2 separate regions of the Homo sapiens genome follow, and region 1 is linked to region 2. Evidence: chromatin loops called from intact Hi-C (ENCODE). Cell type or tissue: Caco-2. All regions are shown on one strand. Each heading gives the region's core, and the rest is flanking DNA. Links, peaks and the distances in the headings are about the cores only.

Region 1 (5,373 bases), core at 63-5,062, 89 kb after region 2:
GAGTAAGGCCAAGGGGTTGGAAGTCCCTCCCCACAACCTTCTCCCTTTCCTACCTGCCAGCACCTTATAAACTGTAATCCAAGTTTGGATTGGGGCAGCTTGATGGGTCAGGTTCAAGGCTAAGCTGCTTTGGCTCATACTGGAGGGGGTGCTGGGCTCTGAGGACCTTGGCATCCTGTCTCTTGCAGGAGATCCTCTGGGGCAGGTATTGCCAGCTCTCAGGTGTAGCCTGTCCTCGCGTCCATGGCCTCCCTACCCCTTCTTGTGTCTGCTGCAGATCCAGCCCTGTATCCTGGCTCTGGGCAGCAGCAAAAAAGGCCATGTTCTGTGGCTTCCCAGTTCCCAACCTAGGTAGCACAGCCCAACCGTACCACTGTAGATTCTCAGGTCAGAAACCAAGGGAGGCGCCAACGGGTGACAGGGATGCTGTTGTCTTGTGCTTTGAGACACCCAGGGAGGAGGAGAGTATTTGAAAGCCCACTCATCCTTGGGTAATGCCCAGGGGATATTAAGTGGCCATCAATACGTTAGACGTAGGCTGAAAGGAGATCAGAACAAGTCCAGGGTTTGGAGTAGCAGAAGCTAAACATGGTCCAAGAGTGTCCTTCACTCCCAGCTGGCTGGTTAGTGGACCGACCTCTGGATTTGAGTTAGGGGATGGAATTCTCATCCTGGCTCTGCCAACTACTGGCCAGGTGGCTTTGGACAAGGGATTGAACCTCTCTGTGCCCTAGTTTTCTCATCTGCAAAATGTGAGTAATATTCTAATAAGTGAGGATGAGAAAGAGAATGTGAGGGTACTTTTTCAATATAAGATTTGGAAGGATGTTCACACAGGTGATGGACTTGTGGGGGTTCATCCTGTGTTTTTTGCTTGTCTGTTATATCTGGTTGTGTATGAGAGATGGCAAGGAGACAGACAGAGAGGGATTAATAGATATTGCTTTAGTAATCACTCAAATGACAAAGTTATTCCATAAAATGAAAAAATATAACACACTAGAGAAACATGCAGTATAACTGTCACTATGGTTGCTCAGTCATCGCCCTTACAGTCCCAAATCATCCATGAGAGCCACACTCCCCGGTCACAGCGGGACACCACCAGCGCTAAGTAGCCAGGGCTTGGGGAAGAATCCCATCAGCTGCCAATGTGCAAATGCCCCCAGCCTGCCCGATTTCTGGGGCCCAAGCCCACCTCCCCTCATTTCTTCCTCAACACAGACCTCAAACACAGCCTCATTATCAACCCACAGAAGGGAAATGCACTTTAAATAAGTGGTCTGGGAAAATGCACTTAATGTTCCATTAACAATTAGCAATTGTTTGATATTTCAGTTGTAGCACAAAGCAGTATCCCATGGGTACGGCTGGGCACTGAACAGGCTGCAATTCAGAGGGAGGGGGACCTGATCATCTCTGCTGACATTTCAGGGGCATTGATTTACTGCTCAATTATCAAGCAAGCCCAGACCCAGTGAGATTAAACAGGAAATGGTCATTCATTTCCAGCTGGCTGCAGACACTCAAACCATTGACCCAATGCCACCGCCGCAGAAGCTCTGGCTGATAAGGCGATGAGACAGAAAAAAGTGGGGAGAAATCAGAGAGTGAGGCAGGGGAGAGAGGAAGAGAGGAGAGGTGGGGAGAGGAGAGGAGAGGAGAGAGAATAGAAAAATAAAATCACAGAGAGACTGACAAGAAGAAAAAGAGATAACAGGTGAGGAGACAGAGACAGATGAATAGGGAGGCTGAAAGACAAAAAAAAAAAAAAAGATGAGGACACTGAGAGATAGAGAAGAGAGACAGAAAGACTTCAGAGAGAGAGACAGAGACTGAAAGAAAGACTAAGAAAAACAGGAGAGATACAAGAACCGAGATGACAGAGGAGGGAGAAAAGAGACTAGGACAGGAAGACAGAGGCAGAGGAGAGGAGAAATGAGGAGGAAGAGAGATGTGGAGAGAGAAGTGGGGACCCACAGGGAGACGCAGAACGGCAGAGGGAGGCCAGAGAACTGAGAGAGGAAAGGGAGACGAAGACAGAAGGTGGGGCGGCAGGCAGCGGGCCCCTTACCAAAGTGAAGGGGGTGTTGAGCAGCGTGATCATTATGTCGGCAACTGCCAGGTTGACGATGAAGAGGCTGGTGGCCGAGTGCATTCGCTGGTTCTTGAAGATGACATGACAGACCAGGACGTTGCCAAAGAGTGAGAAGACAATGATGAAGGAGTAAGCCACAATGAGCAGGGCTTTCACCGTGGGGTTCTGGGACTCAGCGCCGTAGCGCCTCCTGCCCACAAAGTTCTGCCAGTCGGAGAAGGTGTAGTTGTTCCAAGAGAAGAAGTGCGAGGCATTGGGCACGGCCAGGGCCGCCTCCGCGCTCTGCTCGTCGGCCCGGCCCTCGTGGGGCTCGGTGGCTCGCACCAAGGGGAGGAGACAGAGCAGCAAGAGGTGAGGGACCATTTTGCAGGAGCCACCCCTCCCCTGGGAGCCTGCGGGCCGGGCGTCCCCTCCCGCTGGGATCGGAGCGCGCAGCCGGGGTGCGGGGCGCACAGCATACAAGGCCGTCCCGAGGAGCCAGGGAGCCCGGACGCGCGGAGCACCGCGCCGCCCGCCACCAGCCCGCGGTCGGCACGCCAGCTCCGGGTTTGTTGGAGCACTTTTATATCTCTGCTCCCACCAGGCTGCTAGGGAGCGCCTCTGCCTATTGGGCAGCGCGGCGTCTCTCGCGGCGACGGTGACGCGCTCTGGCTCTGACAAGCCTGGCTCCCCCCACCCTACCGGGTGGCGCCGTTGCTGACCCCACGCCCAGCCGTTCCCACTCCCGCCTGAAACTCCTCCGACAGGGCTTCGCTTCGGGGGCTCAGTCCCCAGCGCGTACACACTCGCGTGGTGTCGGCTTAGCCTCTTGTAAAGGAAGCAGGGCAGGCAGGTGGGAGGAAGCCCACAGGGGCACTTGGGATGATGAGGGGGCATGCTGGCAAAGCCGGGTCAGTGACAAGGATATATTCCATTTGTTTCCACCTAAGCCTTAGCCTTGGCACAGTTTCAATATCGAAATGGATCGCTGCGTCCCGGCGGTCCCAGGAAAAAGGCAAACCAAAAAATAGAGACGTTAAGGATTCTCCAAGTCCCCGGAGTATCCAGATACCAGAGGTGCTGGAGGGCTTATTAAAGGATTACAGTTTCTTTGACAGCCCCCAGGAATGCAATCTGGGGAGCTTTGTTTTTCAAGGAAACTCTTCAAAGCAGTTCGGATACCATCAAAGAAGCGAAGGAAAAGAGAAGTTTAGCTGTGTGCTCACCTCTTGGGTAACTTGAATTTTTCTGCCATGGAAGTCCTTGAAGCTATATCTTTAAGGGATATTATGACCCATGCTGTTTTTCCTTCCCCATCTACTTCTTCAGGAAACCTTGCTATCCTGCTCACCCGTTTTCACTTCCACTGTGAAAACTCTCCCAGTCACTGGGTCCTCTGCCACCCACAAGCCTGTAGTAAAGACCATGGGCTCTGTAATTAGGGTTTAATCCCAGCTTTGTCACTTCCTAGCTGTGAAATCTTGGGCAAGCCATTTAACATTTTTGGCCTTGGTTAAAAGGCTTTCTTTTCCTAAATGTGAGGTTTTCAGAGACCCCTGTATACATCTCTCACTGCATTGCCCTCTGGTGCAAGACATGCAATATCTGGTTGACTACTGGTAACCACCCCTGACCCCCAACAGGAAACACCATGTAGATTCTTTACATTGTGTCAACGTGCCCTGGGGAGCAATGTCCTTGGGCTGGGACCCAAACAATGACTCAAACCTAGGTATTACTCTTGTCTCCAGTTTTCCACTTCACATGTACTCTTCAAGCAACTGTGTCTGGAGGAAAGGATGGCTAGCAGATAACCCTCAATTATACTGAAGGACCTGGCAGGTCTCACAGGATTAAATGGCTGAAATAGGGGATTATGTGACAGATCCTAGAAGGGACAAGGTGCTAGGCCGATGAAATAATACATCTTTAGCTCCAGGAAATAAACCAAGAGACTGCCTGTAAACACTGAAAGCTTGGGGGCCGGGCGCGGTGGCTCACGCCTGCAATCCCAGCACTTTGGGAGGTCGAGGCGGGCGGATCCACGAGGTAGGAGACCGAGACCATCCTGGCTAACACGGTGAAACCCCATCTCTACTAAAAATACAAAAAATTAGCTGGGCGTGGTGGCAAGCGCCTGTAGTCCCAGCTACTCAGGAGGCTGAGGCAGGAGAATGGCGTGAACCCGGGAGGCGGAGCTTGCAGTGAGCCGAGATCGCGCCACTGCACTCCAGCCTGGGCGACAGAGCGAGACTCCGTCTCAAAAAGAAAAAAGCTTAGGTAGACTTGCTGCTCCATCAAGATGACCTGGCATCATCTTGAGAGGCAAGGCCGGAATATGATGGTCATTTAGAAAACAGAATCCTAGTCAATTGACTGTGCCCAGTGTCAACAAAGAGTGTATGGATAGAAGAGGAATAGTCAGCGTCAAGCTCAGAGAAAGAAATCAAAGGTAGCCAGTGCCCTTCCAAGCACTCTCTTCCAAGTACCACAGAAGGTGCTTGCTAGCCGGCATATTTGTAATCTGGGCCACCTAACTAATGTCTTCACTTTGATTCCCTGCTCATCATGCCCACCTTGTAAGTGTGAGGGCATTTACACCAGAAGCCTGAAACTTTCTTTCTGAAAGAGGTGAGGTGTTTTAGTTCTTAGCTTTCCCCAAAAGCATCTCCTGTGACAAATACTCTAGTGAGAGGGTTCATTTGGGAGATGAAGGCAAACACCAATAGGGAAGTGGAGAAGTGTGACAAGAAAGGGAAAGCAACCAATAGAGTTTTGTCAAGCCAGCTACCACTGTGGGTGACAAGCTGAAGCCTGCTGGGAAGCCAGTGTAAGGTGTACACATCAGCTATCCAAGCCAAGGGGTGACAGAGCTGTGGTATCTGTACTCCACCTCCTGTTAGTCACTGGTTGAAGGCTTCTCCCAGGGGTCTGCTCCTTCTCCCAGGATGCTCCTGAACTTCTGGCCTGCCATGTGGATAGCCAAAATGGGCTCCAGAGGCAAAACAAGGGCTCAGGCAAATAAATGCTACTGCTGGCAGTTGCAAGTTGCACTGGTGTGCTCTGAAGGGGGAGGCGGTCCTGAGAAAATCCAAGGGTAGGCATGAGGTCTGGAATCACTTCCTCTTCCTCTTCCCCAGGCATTCAGCTCTCCACTCAGCCAGGCCTGGGCCTCCTGAGCCCTGCCAAGCCCTCCTCTTAGCCCAGCACCACTGTCCCAAACTTATCCTGAACTCCTGAAGTCACAGTCTTTGAGACAGAGTCTCGCTCTGTCACCCAGGCTGGAGTGCAGTGGC
Region 2 (5,373 bases), core at 293-5,292:
AAACTGGAATGGACAAAACAAGAGTAATCTGGAAGCCCTAATAATTTGATACTTATTGATCACTTACCATGCACCCAGGATCTCTGGGAAGTACATAATATATGTTAGCTCATTTGATCCTCACAAAAGCCTTATTATCCTTGTTGTATTATAATATCATTTTTTACTATTCTCATTTTTCAGATTGGGACATAAATATAAGTAGAAACCAGCTAAGTCTGAACCCACGGTTCCAGCTCACAGGCTTACACTGAACAGCCTGATCTGTAGTTGAGTTGAACTGATGTGGATTTGGGAGTGGTGGGAGAGAGGGAGGGATAGCTGGTGGCAAGTCACAGTCAGGAAAGAGACTGAGTTCTACCCCTTCATGTGATTAGGAGTCATAACCCACAGGTCACACTGACAGTTTAAAAGTAAAAAGGCTTCCAAGTTAACTCACCTGGGGTAGGTCTTGTGATTCATGGTGACATCCTTTCCTTGAGAAAGAATCTTATTATGAGTTCCCAAATTGTTGACATACTGATTAATGTGTAGCCTACCGACATTGAAAAGGGTGATTTTTTTTTTTTTTTTTTTTTTGAGACAGAGTCCAGAAGACTCCCAACTTTGTTAGTGTGTCTTCCTGGGTCATTATTCACATTTGGCTTCCAATAAACCTTTACAAATTATTTCTGCTTCCAATAAACCTTTACAAATTGTTACAAATAGCCTTAATTTTGATCAACAGGAGGAGTGATGGGTTTTAAGCAAAGGAGTAGAACTGTCAGATTTGCAGTTAGATTGTGTGTTTTAATCAGAGTGATCCATGCACATGGCTCACAAACATCGGCCAAGGGATTTCTAATGCAAAGCAAGAGAGCAGCTGCCAGCTCACTCATCCATCAGGTTCCTACCCTGGGAGCACCCCTTCTAACCATTTTTGGGTTTAGCTATAAAAAAGTGACAAAATGTGACTTACCTTTTCTGCCACACATTCAGACTATCTTTTTGCTCTCTGTTCTGTTTGAGTTTCTCAACTTAATCCTCCAATCTTTTTAATTCTGGCAGTTCACTTTTAATTTCCAAGAGACTTTTTTTTTTTCCACAGCCTGCTGTTTTTTGTTTCATGGATGTAATATCTTCTCAAATGTCACTGAAGATCTAATTAGAATGTTTTTAAGCTTGTTTTGAGTCTCTGAATGACCTGTTTCCTCCAAGGTCAATCTGTTCTGTTTTCTTTATCGTCTCCTACGTGCTGCTCGTTCTCTCTGAGTCTGGTGGCTTTGGCTGTCTATCTTTGGCTGTCATATTTAAGAATGAGGAGCCGAGTTGATTTTATAGCAAGCTAGTATAGGTTTCCTCCATGGTTTTATATAAGGATCTTCATTTCAGTGCTGCTATTTGTAACAATTTGTAAAGGTTTACTGGTATGTGAGAAGAGCTTGTTGAGAGAAAGACCTTGCTTCAGAGTGTGAAAATTAATGAAGAGCACTCAAATAAGAACAAGCAAAGGCTATTTGTTCAGAGCTTACAAGGGAGTCAGCCACCATCACTTGCATTTTGCCAGAGACTCAAGGCAGGGAGGAGAGTGGGAAAGTTTTAGAGTGGATAAAAGGGAAGCCTTCGGCTGGGCATGGTGGCTCACGCCTGTAATCCCAGCACTTTGGGAGGCTGAGGTGAGCAGATCACAAGGTCAGGAGATTGAGTCCATCCTGGCCAACATAGTGAAACCCTGTCTCTACTAAAAATACAAAAAAATTAGCTGGGCATGGTGGCGGGTGCCTATTATCCCAGCTACTTGGGAGGCTGAGGCAGGAGAATCGCTTGAACTCGGGAGGCAGAGGTTGCAGTGAGCTGAGATTGCACCAATGCACTCGAGCTTGGGCGACAGTGCGAGACTCCATCTCAAAAAAAAAAAAAAAAATGGGAAGGCTTTAGGTCTGCTAGGCTCAGAGGCTGTGGGCAGGGGCAAGCTGTAGGCAGGCTAACTAGAAATGGGCATCCTATGTGTTTGGTTCAGGGAACATACTTAGCTTTTTCTGATTGGTCCTAAGTTGGAAATGGAGCCAAAAATGAGAAAGCTGGCTATTAATAAATTCTTGGCCATGTTGGGTCAATTGTGATAGGGATTATTCTTTGGCTTCCTGGACTGTATCTTCCTGAAGGTAAGATCCCTTACCAAGTGCAGTTAGTAGGTTGGCTTCTTGGGCTACTTGTGGGTCAGAATCCTGTTTTATATACAGCTAGCCATTGTTCATTTGTAGATTCAGTCTTTCAATCCCAGGGATAAAAATTAGGGAACCTAACAGTTATTAATCAACTCCTGGCTGTTTGGGGCTACTGCAGGGCTGATTGTTTGGCTTTCTGGGCTAATTGCTAGAGAGACAGTACTGATGTCCTACGAGTCTGACTTGCAAGATAGTAGGATGGCTTCTGGGCTGGTTACTATAGATAATGGGTTAGAGTTCTATTGTTATATGTGGTCTGACCATTGTCCATCTCGAGACCAAGTTAGCAGGAGCTATATAGCTATATTGGGGTATGGAGCCTTTGCATGCCAGAATAGGGATGGTTCTCTCTGGGATGCTAACAACCATATGTGAAATTTCAGCACTATCCAATTAGCTGGGTGTGGTGCCATGCACCTTTAGTCCCAGCTACTTGAGGGGCTGAGGCAGGAGGACTGCTTGAACCTGGGAGGTTGGGGCTACAGTGAGCCAAGATTGCACCACTGCACTCCAGCCTGGTGACAGAGTGAGACCCTATCTTAAAAAACAAAAACAAAACCCAACTTCAGCACTATCCAGAATTTAATTTTTTAGAGAAGGTTCTTCTACCCCAGGGGCTAAAGTTGGGTTGCCTGAGCACTAGATTTGGGCAGAGGACACGTGGGCCAGGGGCATGTAGAGACTTTCTTGCTCTGCCCCCAACACCTGCCAACTCTGAGCCCAGATCCTCTCAGAGTTTCTGCGTGATGAATCAGCTCCTTCGTCCACTACAGCTGCCACCTCCAATTTCTCTGGCCTCCTTGTTTCCTTTGATGTGCCCTCATGTGCTTTCTGTCTTCTAAATATTTGTTGAAATCTCTTGTTCACTGATGGTTTCCTTCACATGCTCTTGAAAAAGGAACATGGAAATAATCTTTTTAGTGGAATCCCAGGTATTCATTCCACTCTCTGTAACCAGAAGCTGTAGATTTATTAAAGACTCAACGGTTGTTTAAACAGTAGATTAGAAGAAAGCCAAATGGAAGACAAGGAGGATAAGGACAATATGTAGAATGAATGTGCAGGAAAGAAAGAAAATCAGAAGGCAGGTGCTAGAAACCTAATTGTGAGCAACTTTCTAGGAGGCATGAAGCCAAGCCACAGTAGAGGCAGTGGACACAAGAGGGGCAGATTCAGGAACTATTAGAAGATAGAATCAATAGAAGCTTAGAGCATATTTTTGCATAAAGTGCCACAAAATAGGTATAAGACATTAGGGACAGAGAACTATCACAAAGAAACCAACAGCCTTGGATAACTGCACTCTGATGCTTCCATTTATAAGAGGAACTTTCCCCACTTTGGATTGTACTAGGTCTTGGTAGCAGGGAGCTACTGGAGGGTGTTCCTTCTCCTGGAGGCAACCCAGTCACTTTTGATGATGTGGGAACATCAAACCCTATTCAAGTCCTTCCTCAGGGACAATGGGAAGTCCTGGGGGGCAAATGAAAAACAAAACAAAATGGCCCTCTTTTATGCTGCCCTTGCTTTAAGATTCTTTCTGAGTAACTTTCCTCAGTGAGGTCCCTTACCAAGCGCAGGAGTTGCTGCAGCCTGACAGTCATGCACAGAGATCTTGTTCCTAGACCACCTCTGCTGCCTGATGGAGGAGCACTGAGCACCCCTGCCATTCCTCTCCCACCCCACCCCTACTGAACTCCTCCACAAAAAGGACTGCTTCCTTAGTTGCTTCCCAATGTCCTGTTGCTTTGTCTGTTGGAAGACCCAGAAATGAAGATTATTTTGGTGTTCCAGGCTGGTGTTGGAAGCTAAGCTACAAGTGGGAGCTAAGCTACAAGGATACAAAGGCATACAAATGATACAATGGACTTTGGAGACTAGGGGGTAAGGAGAAAAGGTCAGATCACTTTCCCCAGCTCCAGCCCTTGAGATAGCTTGAGTGTCCACTCCCTTCTTGCATCCCCAGGGGACACTTTTCCTGCCAACAACACCAGTCGCCCTTTTTTTGTATTCCCTCCTACTCGGTTTTCCTTACATCCATCCTCAGATTTACTCTCCCACAGAATCAGAAACCATGTTCAATAGTGCTTTTGCCACAAAAAACTAAATAGAAACATCTGGAGGGCCGGGCGCGGTGGCTCATGCCTGTAATCCTAGCACTTTGGGAGGCCAAGGCAGGCGGATCACCTGAGGTCGGGAGTTCAAGACCAGCCTGACCAACATGGAGAAATCTCGTCTCTACTAAAAATACAAAATTAGCTGGGCATGGTGGCACATGCCTGTAATCCCAGCTACTAGTGAGGCTGAGGCAGGAGAATCGCTTGAACCTGGGAGGCAGAGGTTGTGGTGAGCCGAGATCGCACCATTGCACTCCAGCCTGGGCAACAAGAGTGAAACTCCATCTCAAAAAAAAAAAAAAAAGAAAGAAACATCTGGAGGAGGAAAGAGGATTTCCCAGTGAGGAGGAGCTGATGATGGGCTCTGAGATGCTGGCAGGATGTCAGCGAGGAGTTGTCCATCAGCCAATTGACCCACAGTGCAGGAAAGAGATGTGGGCTGCAGATAAGAATCCTGGACTCACTTTCCTAGAAGTGTGGAAGTAGATGAGTTCTCTAAGGAAAATAAAGAGAGAAAAAGGAAAAGCTTGTGGAGAGTCTCTCTGACTCACCTACAGTCAAGGAAGTGACAGGGAATGGAGCTAGTAAAGACACAGGGATGCAGAAGCCGGGTAGAAAGAGGATGGAAGGGAGCTGCACCTCTGAGGGGCAATGTCAAATTCGAAGTTGCCCGCTTCATATTAATTAACTCATAATTACTGCGTTCTTACTCTATGCTGGAAAATGCTGGTCCTGGGAATTGAAAGATTGAATATACAAATGAGCAATGACCAGGCAATGTATAAAGCAGGACTCTGACCCACAACCTGTAACAGCCAGCCCAGGAAGCCAACTTACTATCCACAGTATCCATTCCAGGAAGCCAAAGGATAGCCCCTATAACGATTGACCCAAAATGATCAGGAATTGATTAATAACTTCCAGCTTTCCTATTTCAGCTCCTGCTTTTAACTTAGGACCAACTGGGGAAAGCTAAATATGCCCCCTCACCAATCACATGGAATGCCCTGCTTCTAGTTAGCTGCTGATATAGTCTGGACATTTGTCTC

The links. Hi-C counts contacts between places; a loop is a spot of excess contacts. Peaks named below come from ENCODE experiments on the same cell type or tissue, not always from the same donor. Only the 100,000 strongest peaks of a DNase experiment are listed, where the experiment ranks them.
Region 1: it touches region 2 in a loop (2.3-fold over the local background); 8 of 110 quality-filtered maps call a loop at or near these places.

Annotation. Positions count from the first base shown.
Region 1 is chr11:94,398,787-94,404,159 of GRCh38, forward strand. GPR83 (G protein-coupled receptor 83) reads right to left here and starts at 2,633. Exons shown (of 4, transcript NM_016540.4): 1 at 2,075-2,633. The coding sequence starts at 2,461. In Caco-2, for the core only: no CTCF peak of the experiment used is centred there; a DNase peak (open chromatin) is centred at 2,755; H3K4me3 peaks cover 1,315 bases; H3K27me3 peaks cover 654 bases.
Region 2 is chr11:94,309,528-94,314,900 of GRCh38, forward strand. No RefSeq gene overlaps it. Among named protein-coding and RNA genes, the nearest start is that of IZUMO1R, 7.6 kb to the left of the region's middle. In Caco-2, for the core only: no CTCF peak of the experiment used is centred there; no DNase peak of the experiment used is centred there.